Linked DNA regions of Homo sapiens: region 1 is linked to region 2. Evidence: chromatin loops called from intact Hi-C (ENCODE). Cell type or tissue: dorsolateral prefrontal cortex. All regions are shown on one strand.

Evidence for each region. A loop is a pair of places that touch in the nucleus more often than their neighbours do. Peaks named below come from ENCODE experiments on the same cell type or tissue, not always from the same donor. Only the 100,000 strongest peaks of a DNase experiment are listed, where the experiment ranks them.
Region 1: it touches region 2 in a loop (3-fold over the local background); 8 of 110 quality-filtered maps call a loop at or near these places.

The regions. Positions count from the first base shown.
Region 1 is chr10:59,462,896-59,467,895 of GRCh38, forward strand. No RefSeq gene overlaps it. Among named protein-coding and RNA genes, the nearest start is that of FAM13C, 100 kb to the left of the region's middle. In dorsolateral prefrontal cortex, a CTCF peak has its summit at 2,366; no DNase peak of the experiment used is centred here.
Region 2 is chr10:58,950,792-58,955,791 of GRCh38, forward strand. No RefSeq gene overlaps it. Among named protein-coding and RNA genes, the nearest start is that of LINC00844, 46 kb to the right of the region's middle. In dorsolateral prefrontal cortex, CTCF peaks have their summits at 2,047 (motif pointing right) and 2,252; a DNase peak (open chromatin) is centred at 2,050; H3K27ac peaks cover 3,430 bases.

The sequences.
Region 1 (5,000 bases), 510 kb after region 2:
TTCAGGATGTATAGTCACTATATCTACCATTACCCTTTTCTATTGGCTTAGAAAAGTTTGGAGACCTCACTGAGAAACTGCCCAATCCCTTCTTTCCTTCCTTCTTTCCTTCTTTCCTTCCTTCCTTCCTTCCTTCCTTCCTTCCTTCCTTCCTTCCTTCCTTCCTTCCTTTCTTTCCTTCACTCCTTTAAGGTTCAATCTTTCCAGCTGTCCAGACATTCAAATAAAGCAGAAGGTCATCTGGCTTGAGTTGCTTTATATCCACTTGACACATAAAGACATAAAGCCCTTCAGGCCTGTGATGCAGATATTCAGGGAGGAAAGGAAGAAGAAATAATTAGCAGGAAAGGATGTTTACAAGGGTGCTGAGATCAGAGTTGACCTGATATGAATACATACATTCATATACACACACATACAGGACTGTGTCCAGGAGTGGCTCGTGCCATGAAAAGGTCTATACTGCTTATGACCTTATAGATTACCGGTTAACACTTGTTGTTTACTAAATCATAAAAAATGCCAAAAATGACTAGTAGTTATTAAGATATATTTGAAAGGGGGACATGGAGGAGCAGAGGAAAAGGAGAGCAGTCATGCTGTCTGTGCTTTTCACTTATAGATACTTTAGGAATATTTATTGAATGAAATAATTAAATGAGTAAAAATGATGGCAAGCATGATAATGGTAATATTACAGTAATAACCACATTAAAATGCAAGAGGTGAAAGACTGATAAGTAGCTTTCCATATGTCATCAAATTAAGCACACTCTTGTCTCCACATTGATATTTTGAAAAAGTACAAAACACACCAGCACTTCCCAAGGGGGAAAAATGTCTAACAAACAAACCAAAATACCAAGTCTTGAACCCTTGCCTCTGTCTTTGTTATTTTTGTCTGCTCACTTTTCCAAAACAAGTAACTACTGACATTCTCAGCCTTTATAAATTGGCCTGGAACTATTATTTCCACTGGTTGACCTTAACATGAATCAGAAGCAACCAAAACCTTTTGCTTTTGTTAATTACAGGTTTTGAACTGGTCAAAAACTTCATTTGAGGCAAGGCCAGGTGGTGGAAAGTCCGCGACCCAGACTTAAGTGAATCATCTGTCAAAAAAGGGAGAACATGCTTCTCCATCACAGTGACATTTAAGATAGGCTCATCTTCTAGTTAGGAAGTGCTTTGCACATGTGTTATGCAGAAATGAAGCAACTCCAACCAGATGACCTTCTGCTCTATTTGATTTCCTGGACAGCTGGAAAGGCTGAACCTTAAATGCGTGAATGAATGGATTGGGCCGTCTCTTAGTGAGGTCTCCAAACTTTTCCAAGCCAATGGAAGAGTAATGGTGGATACAGTGAATATACATCTTGAATTTCTAGGAAAATCTAACATTTTGACAAATCTATCATTATCCACAAAAGTATTCTCACACATAACATGAACTCTGACTTAGGGTTCAGAAAAAAATGGCCCATAAATTTATGGATCAAGTCTCTTACTGGACAGTAGCTTGTGATTATAGAAATGATGCAATAGAATTGTTAGCTTAGTTTAAATTTGTTATGTTGTTATAAACTAAGAAAAATTAATCTCGATTTAACCCACTCTGCTTCATGGACCAAATGTTACATCCCAAATGTCTTTGAATATAACTGACAATGGTCCAGGCCAAAGAACAATAGATAAAAGGAATACACTAACAAAAATAGTAAATGATAATGGAATTCTCTTCTTAATCAGATTTTCTGATTACCTAAGGATTAGGCAAATCAACTTTTGCAAAAATAAACTTTCTAAAATGTATGAGTCATCCTTAAGAGTACAAATCTGGTGAATGAAATTAAATCTGTTTTTATGGGCTCAGGGTCATTATTCTCTACTTTAATTTTTCAGGGGTCATTTCTGAAAGTAGATGGGCAGACAGTGCAAGCCATTGGGCTAATGCTGGCTTGGCTTTAAAACAGATTCCAAAAGGTATTTAGGTGAGTGAGTTAAAAAATTAGATATATGCCATAAATTATTTTGTTTTTAAAACTTTTCTCCCAGTTCTGTTTAAGATTGAAGGGTGCTATTTAATAAATCTGCCTATTTTCTCATTGCCCATCTTTTTCCTACCTGCTATTATTGGTAGATGAAGGTTTTGCTGCCATTTTTTTAGTCAGCTTCTCTGAATTCTAGATATTTCTTCTTATTCTCATTTGAATGCCTGACTGTATCTTTGTCTGGTGTTTGTGGGAGGTGTCTGTGAACCTTGAATAAGAAACACCATCTGTGGTTCACTTCCTTGGCATAAGAGTCCATTTGGAGAGCTTTTTTGCCATTTGAAATGAAACTGCTGTGCTGCCCTCTGGCTGCTTCTGATAAAATCTAACAGAACAAAAACCACCACCTTGTTCCCTATAGGTCTTTCTCAGTTTGGGATTTCATGATTGTATCACAGCCTAGTTAGATACTCACTAATCACATCAAGTTGTGATTTTATTTCTTTCTGAGGACTGCAGACACTTTGAAATAAATTGCCTTGACCCTACCACCTGTTAATGTCCTCTGTAAGACTGCATGTGCACACTTGTGGTAATTTTCCAGCCACTAAGCTTGAGTGTATCTCCTGACAGTTCAAATATGCTGCTATTTCCCATTTTCACATCCCTTTGTTTGATACCTGCAGATCAGGAAAGTACCAGGTGAAATGCTATTTTATTTCCTGTACATTTTGCAAAAGGTAGAAGATTTTTAATGGTCTATCTCTGCAAGTGTCCAGAGGGGGATAAATAACTCATGTTGCTACACTGAAAATTTAATTATGATAAACACATTATATCTCACCAATTAGCTTCACCTCAGATCAGAAGGAAACACATCTTTAGCTAGCCCATCAGACAGCAGAAGCAGTCTCTACTTTTACACTTCAAAATGCTGAAATTCCTTCCATCCTTTCCAAGATGATAACAATCTATCAAATTCACAAAATTTTAACAATAACTGTAGCTTAAATTTCTAGAGGACCATTTGTCATTGCCTCTTGTTTGAAGAAGTTTTCAAACACAAAAAAAATGAATGTTAAGAGACTTTCATGTTCAGTTCTGACAAGTAAGAGCTTAGAAATTGTCGCTCCGAACTTTAGAACAAGAAAAAAAAACGCTGAACAAACTGAAAATCAATAACTTTTCTTGGACCATCAGAAAATTGAAGTCGCAGGATAAACAGCCACTCTGAAATCTGGAGAGATGAGAATATGAAGAAACACAGCCAAGATTAGCTAGCCCAGAGCAGAAGTTACTGGAGTCATACATTAGTAGAACTACCTAAATAGTTATTTGGATAAATTGCTCTAGGCTGAATGTAGGCTAGCATGAGAATGAGAAAACCTGGGGACTCAAGTCTTAGGGAGGCCTACCCAACTTTCATAGATAGATTTTACCTCCAGGAACCTCACCAGGTTCCCACAATAAAGAGCCAAGAAAAAATCACCTCATATCTTTAGCAAGGGAAGGGGGAAAATGATCATTTTGAAATGTTTTCAGTGTGTTCTTCACAACAATTTGCTCTGCTCAAGTGAAAAAGACTTCAGCAGAACCTTATCTCATATAGGCAGAGGAGCAATACCCAATTCCAGATCTCTTTAGCCTTCTATCTCACTCGAGGAGCAAGAAGAGGGGAAAAAAAGAAGTTGTAGTGAAACTTACAGCCCACAAGACACAGGCCCACAAAAACTCAGCTAATCTTAAGATTACTGAATACGACCCCTTACTCACTCCTTAGCATCACTTCAATAGGGCCTCAGTATAAACATGGATTACCACTTAGACTGTTTTAAGAAGGAATTCTTGGAAAGCCCAAAGACAGCAATGGGGACAAAAAGAAGAACACTAAAGGATTTTGAAATTCATAGCACCTACAGCTACAACAGACATTATAAGCAACATAACTCATAGCTACAGCAGCATAAAACCTCACACTAAAAGTCTATTTCTCTCACTTGTTACTACAAGTTATATCGTGTTTGGCTTTCAACAAAAATTACCAGGAATGTAAAAATGAATTCTGAAGTGACAAAGCAAGTATCAGAACCAGATTCAGATATGATACAGATTTTGGAATTATAAGACCTGGAATCTAAAGTAACTTTGATTATTATATTAAGGGCTCTAATGGAAAAGGTGGGCAACCTGCAAGAACAGATGTGTAATGTAAAGAGAGAAATGGAAACTCTAAGAAAGAATCAAAAGGAAATGCTAGAAATAAAAAACACTGTAAGATAAATGAATAATGGCTTTGATGCACTTATGAGTAGAGTGGACACAGCTGAGGAAAAAATTCAGTGAACTTGAAGATATGTCAATGTAAACTTTTTGAAGTGAAATGGAAAAAAAAACCCCCAGAATATGCAAAAACTGTAAGGCAATTTCATAGGATGTAATGTAGCATAATTGGAATACCAAAAAAAGAAGAGACAACAGAGTAAAAAAAATATTTAAAGTAATATTATTTCTAAAGTTAATGAAAGATGCCAAATGCAGATCCAGAAATTCAGAGAACACCAACAAAATAAAAATTTAAAACTCTATACCTAGAAATATCATACTCAAACTACAGAAAACCAAAGACAAATGGGAAAACTTGAGAGAAGCCAGAGGAGAATAAAAGCCTTACCTAGAGAATAAAAAGATAAAGATTTATAGGAGACTTTTCTTTAGAAATCATGCAAGCAAGAAGTGAGCAGAGTGAAATATTTAGTGTTAGAAAAAAAAAAAGCCCTAGAATTTTATATCCAGCAAAATTAGCCTTGAAAAGATAAGGAGAAATACTTTCTCAAACAAACAAAAACTGAAAGAATTTATCTCCAACATACCTGCCCTGAAAATCATAACTTTTTTTTAAGAAAAAAAGGTCTTCAGAGAAAAGCAAAGTGATATAGGTCAGAAACTCAAATCTACATTTTAAAAAGTAAAGCATCAAAGAAGGAATAAGTGAAGGTAAAATTAAACCTT
Region 2 (5,000 bases):
AGGCTATTTTGGACTGTTTGATCTTGACTGATGACTAAGAAATAACAGGATGAGTCAGGGAAGAGATGAAAATGAATTCAGAGTAAGTGCAGCAGCTAATAGTAGAAGTAGGTGGAAATAAAAGGAAATATATTGGCAGATGTGGAGTGATGAGGGGCGTAGTGAGGGGAAACCATGGGCTCCAGTCACCTGCATCTCCTTGATGTGAAATTGAGAAGGGATGGTGGAGGGGACTGTTACATCTCTCATGGGTTTTGCAATGAGAGAATTGTCACTTGCATTGAGCAGTGTCTCTGAGCCATCAGGGGACAGATAGAGCACAAATTAGAGTCCAGATTTTCCAAGAACTCTGAGTTCTTCCCTAAGAGAGAAAAGAGGGCAGTAGTAATGTCCAAATCACAAGAACCTTGGTCTGGCCTTGGATGTTTCATTTGGACCTCCCAGTCCTCATTTAAACCACACACTAACATTCTGAGTAAACATGAACATTCTCATTTTTTCTGTCACTGAGGAGCAAAGGTCTCTGGTACCTTGATGCAGTCCTCTGTAATTTTGACGTCCAGATGGTGCCATTGTCCATGGGGACTGTGTTGAGATGGAAAGGGTACACAGGGATTCAGGTGTAAACCAATGACATTCCAGATCATGTCTGTGGGCAATGGTGAGCATCAGTCTCCTAGAGGTTGAGACTTGAAGGGAGATGATCATGAGAAGGGTTTAATTGAATAAATATTAATATTTCTATTAGCTAGTTCTTATTTTTGTTCAAGAGGAAACATGTTTTTATTACAACCCTGAAGGTACTAAAATAGTACCCCGATTGATCGGAAACCCCCTGGGACCCGACAGTATTTTCCTTTGTCAGATCGCTGGACAACAATGGTCCCAGAGATATGAAGTAAAGGTGTTACTTTTCCAAATTATGGAAGCAAATGACCAGCCTGGACCTGTTCATTAGCTGGCGGTACTGTTTTGAGTAAAGAAAAATTTTAAAGATACACTCCGAGCCAAAGAGTTCCAGGGAAATTTTTTTGAAGTACCCAGTGAGAACTTCCCGGCAGCCACATCTTCTTTCTTTCCTTTGTTTTAGAAGTTCAGTCCCTAAAGTGCTCTGTTCCAAGAATTGTTAGGGAAAGATGAAACTCTTCTGGCAGGTACTGGGATGTTTGGTTTGTTTTGACTCTGCGTTGATCTCAGGAATGTTAACAGGCGTGTTTCCATGCAAACCACACAATAAAAAGATGACTATGGTTAAATCTAGTCCCTTGGGGTAGCTAAAAAAAATTTTTTTAAAAATGTACCTATTGGAAAACCTAGTGCTTCTGTAGCCAATTCTGCCAGATTAACAGAGGAGGCCTTTCTGGAAGGCTCTACACTGATCCTGTCAATTCTTATTAGGATGGCAGTTCCTAGCTCTTTCCATTATGGTTTGTCAGTTTTTCCATTAAAGATCATGGCTTTTCGGAACACAAACATCTGGTGTGTTTCGAATCCCTCAGGATCTTGCTGATGGCATACAATTTAATGGCAGGCAGTGCACGTCTTGCACCACATCTTTGCCTAAGTTTCTGGTGCGAAATTCCAAGTTTTGTAAATCTAGTCTTTCCCACACAATCCTGTACAGCTGTTTTCAGATCCAGGAAATCCTTGGACAGAAAGCAGATATGCTTTCTGGGATGTGATGAGCTTTATACAAGGGGGTAAGAGATTCCTGGCGTGTAAACTTGAACAAGTCTCAATTGTTCCATTTCCTTTTGGAAAAAGTCAAGGTCAACACTGTTGACCAGATGTACTTCAGTTAGTATCCAGAATTACGATGAAGAATAAGAACCAAGAGGCTGATTTTGTCAGGAGGCCTAGGTTAGAGTTCAGACCTTCCACCGATTAGCTGTATGGCCCAGGGTGGTCATTTATACTCTGTGGGAAATGGTTTCCCTTTGGGTAAAATGAAATGGTTGGGCATGTTGGAATCTATGCCCCTCCTAGCTTCTGGAACCCAGAAGATTCCAGAGAAAATGAAAATGCTTGTCAGAGGTTTCATAGTACTACCCCGTAGCACCAGTAGATGGCAGACTCGCATTATAGTCTGAAATTGATACCACAGTATGATACTGGTCACATTGTGAAGGTAGGTACAATTTAATGATCATTAAAAAAACCAAAAGAATGAAAAAAAAAAGTGTTGTTCTTAACCAGCAGGCTCATGTAATCCTAGGCAAAGTTCTCTGTTTCTATTAACCTTAATGAGGACTCCATACTTGCCCAATGACCATCTTTTAAACTGTGCTTGGAAAGGCAATATATCTCCATTGGGGCAAACCATGCATTTCCTCTCTCACTAACTCTGATTAATTCATTCAACAACGATTTGTCTGATGTTCAGTGTGTTCCAGGTCTTGGGCTCAGTGCTGGGGATACAGAGATAAACAAAAGAGACAGTCCCTGCACTCAGGAATCTCATCCCCCAGAGGAATGAGACAGCCACTGAACAAGTAGTTGTCACTGTGGTGCAAGTCTACTGAGAAGTACATACTAGACAATGTAACATGGATGCTAGAGGAGGAGTGACAGGGATAACTTCCCTGTGAAGTACTGGATGTATGAGAATGAGTGAGGGCTGGCTTAGCAGACAGGAAATTAGTTGAGGAGAGAAGTTCAGGCAGAAGAAACAGTAGGTGTGAAGCTGCATAGGGAGAGAGAGGGAAAAGATCAGTGCAGGAGCTAAAAGAAGCTGGAATGACTATGGCATTGAACCAGGCAGGGAGTAGTATGAGATGAGGAAACCAGATCTCATGGGGGCTATCGACCATGCAAAGGAGAACGCTGATTTCATAGAATTCTTGATTTCTCCATGATGTTGTTGATAAGGGTGATTTTTATCAGATTTGTTAGCAGGCATCTTGGTGAGTAAAGAAGCCTGTTATGCTGGCCAACATGGTGAAACCCCATCTCTACTAAAAATACAAAAATTAGCTGGGCATGGTGGTGCACACCTGTAGTCCCAGCTACTCAGGAGGCTGAGGCAGGAGAATCCCTTGAGCTCAGGAGACAGAGGTTGCAGTGAACCAAGATCTCGCCATTGCACTCCAGCCTGGTGACAGAGTTAAAAAAAAAAAAAAAAGAAGCCTGGTATGACAGTAAAAGAGAGAATAGGCTCATTTTGACTGGGAAGTTGTAGGAGAAAAAAGGTGTGATGCCTTTCCTCACCCATCATAAAGGTCACGGCTGACACTCCTATAACAAAAGTCAGATTAACAAGAGAAAATAATAATAAATGTATTTAATCAAAGTTTTACATTATAGGAGGCTTCAGAAATGAAGACTCAAAGACCCAGAGAAAACTGTTTCTATGCTTAGGTTTATTGAAGAATAGACAGCCATGTAGAAATGTGATTAAACAAAAGGGTATGATCTAATGGTAATAGACTCAGGTGGAGAACCCAGCAAGGCCTGTCTGTTCAGATTCTTCTTGGCCTCTCTGTGCAGCATTCCTTCTTCCCAGGTATGGGGCAGGACCCTCTGGAATGAGGGTCTTTAAGATGTTTCAGTAGGTAGCTAGTCAGGCATAAGCAGGGCAGGAGAGGGTTCAGCCTTCCCCACATACACACATGAGGAATGGAATGTCAGGTGACCATCAGGTGATGGTGAGGCAACTGTTAGCTCTCTCTATAAAATAATTTGTCAGAACCGGCACCAGGTAAGGGCAGTTTCCCAACAGATAGAAAAAATCTGAAACTGGTGAGCGGCAGCTTCTCAATAAGATTTCAGGAGTTTGGTGAGTGGGCTCAAACATGCACATTAAGAGGTAAAATGGCAGAGTTTAACTGGTATATGACTTTCCTCTAGGAATGCTAGACTGGTAAGGGAAGAATACCTCAAGTGAACATGCGTACAACTCCAGTAAACACACTGCGCATGTTCCCCTCCCAGGTGCTAGCAGGCTACTGCACACCTTGGCAGCCTGCTCCAAAGGAAGAATCAGGGGAGAAGTAATGCAAGACACCAGAAGTATGCCAATGCATAAAACCCCAAGTCAAAAGGTCAAACTGCACACTTGATCTCTCAAGTCACCTGCTTGGCCCTCTTCTAAGTATAGTTTATTTCCTTTTATTTCTGATCTAAAGCTTTTTAATTAACGTTCACTCCTGCTCTAAAACTTGCCTCGGTCTCTTCTCCTGCCTTATGCCCCTTGCTTGAATTCTTTCTTCTGAGGAGGCAAGAATTGAGATTGCTGTAGACCTGTATGGATATGGATTTGACACCAGTAACAAAGGGAGAAGGGAAAGAATAACTTTTCTAGGTTTTATGGCTTGCTTTGGGGAGAGAAGGATTCCAGTTCCTATAACTCGCCTTAGGGAAGAGGAATTCTGGTTTCTACATCTTTCTTTTGGGGAGCAAAAGGGATAGGAGAAAGGACGGCAGGAGGAGATCAGAGAGAACTTGCTTCTGAGACCCTTCCAATGTCCTTCATTTAGTTCAAAGGACTGGAGTACAGTGTGCCAAGGTGCCATACTTCGGAGTACTGTGTTCTGAGCCCCAAAAAAGTGGATGAGCAGAAAATGATCATCAATATTAGCTTTGATTAGTTTAGATCAAAAGAATATTCACTGCATTTTGGGGATTAATTATCCATCCTTCACTAGCCAACACTTAATATGGTGGCAAGTAGCCTGTCAGTGACACAACAGCGTCTCTCACGTCAGTGTACCATTTGATTTATTCTCCTTAACAGTAATCAGAGCTAGCTAGCTGTGTGTCACACACTGGGATTGCCACTTTTTAGTGCAAGAATTGGCAACACTATGAACCAAAAGAAACATGGAGCTGGCTGAAGAGGCCTGTGCCACCCCTTACTTTGTCTACCAAACCCTCACTCATCATGGTTCCCTATCAATTAAGCAATCATTTTTCTCTGAATATCTGGGCTCTTCAATAACATGGCTGCTTAGCAAATGACACTATGAATTAGCTCCCAGAGTGTTTCCACTTAGTAGAGGGAA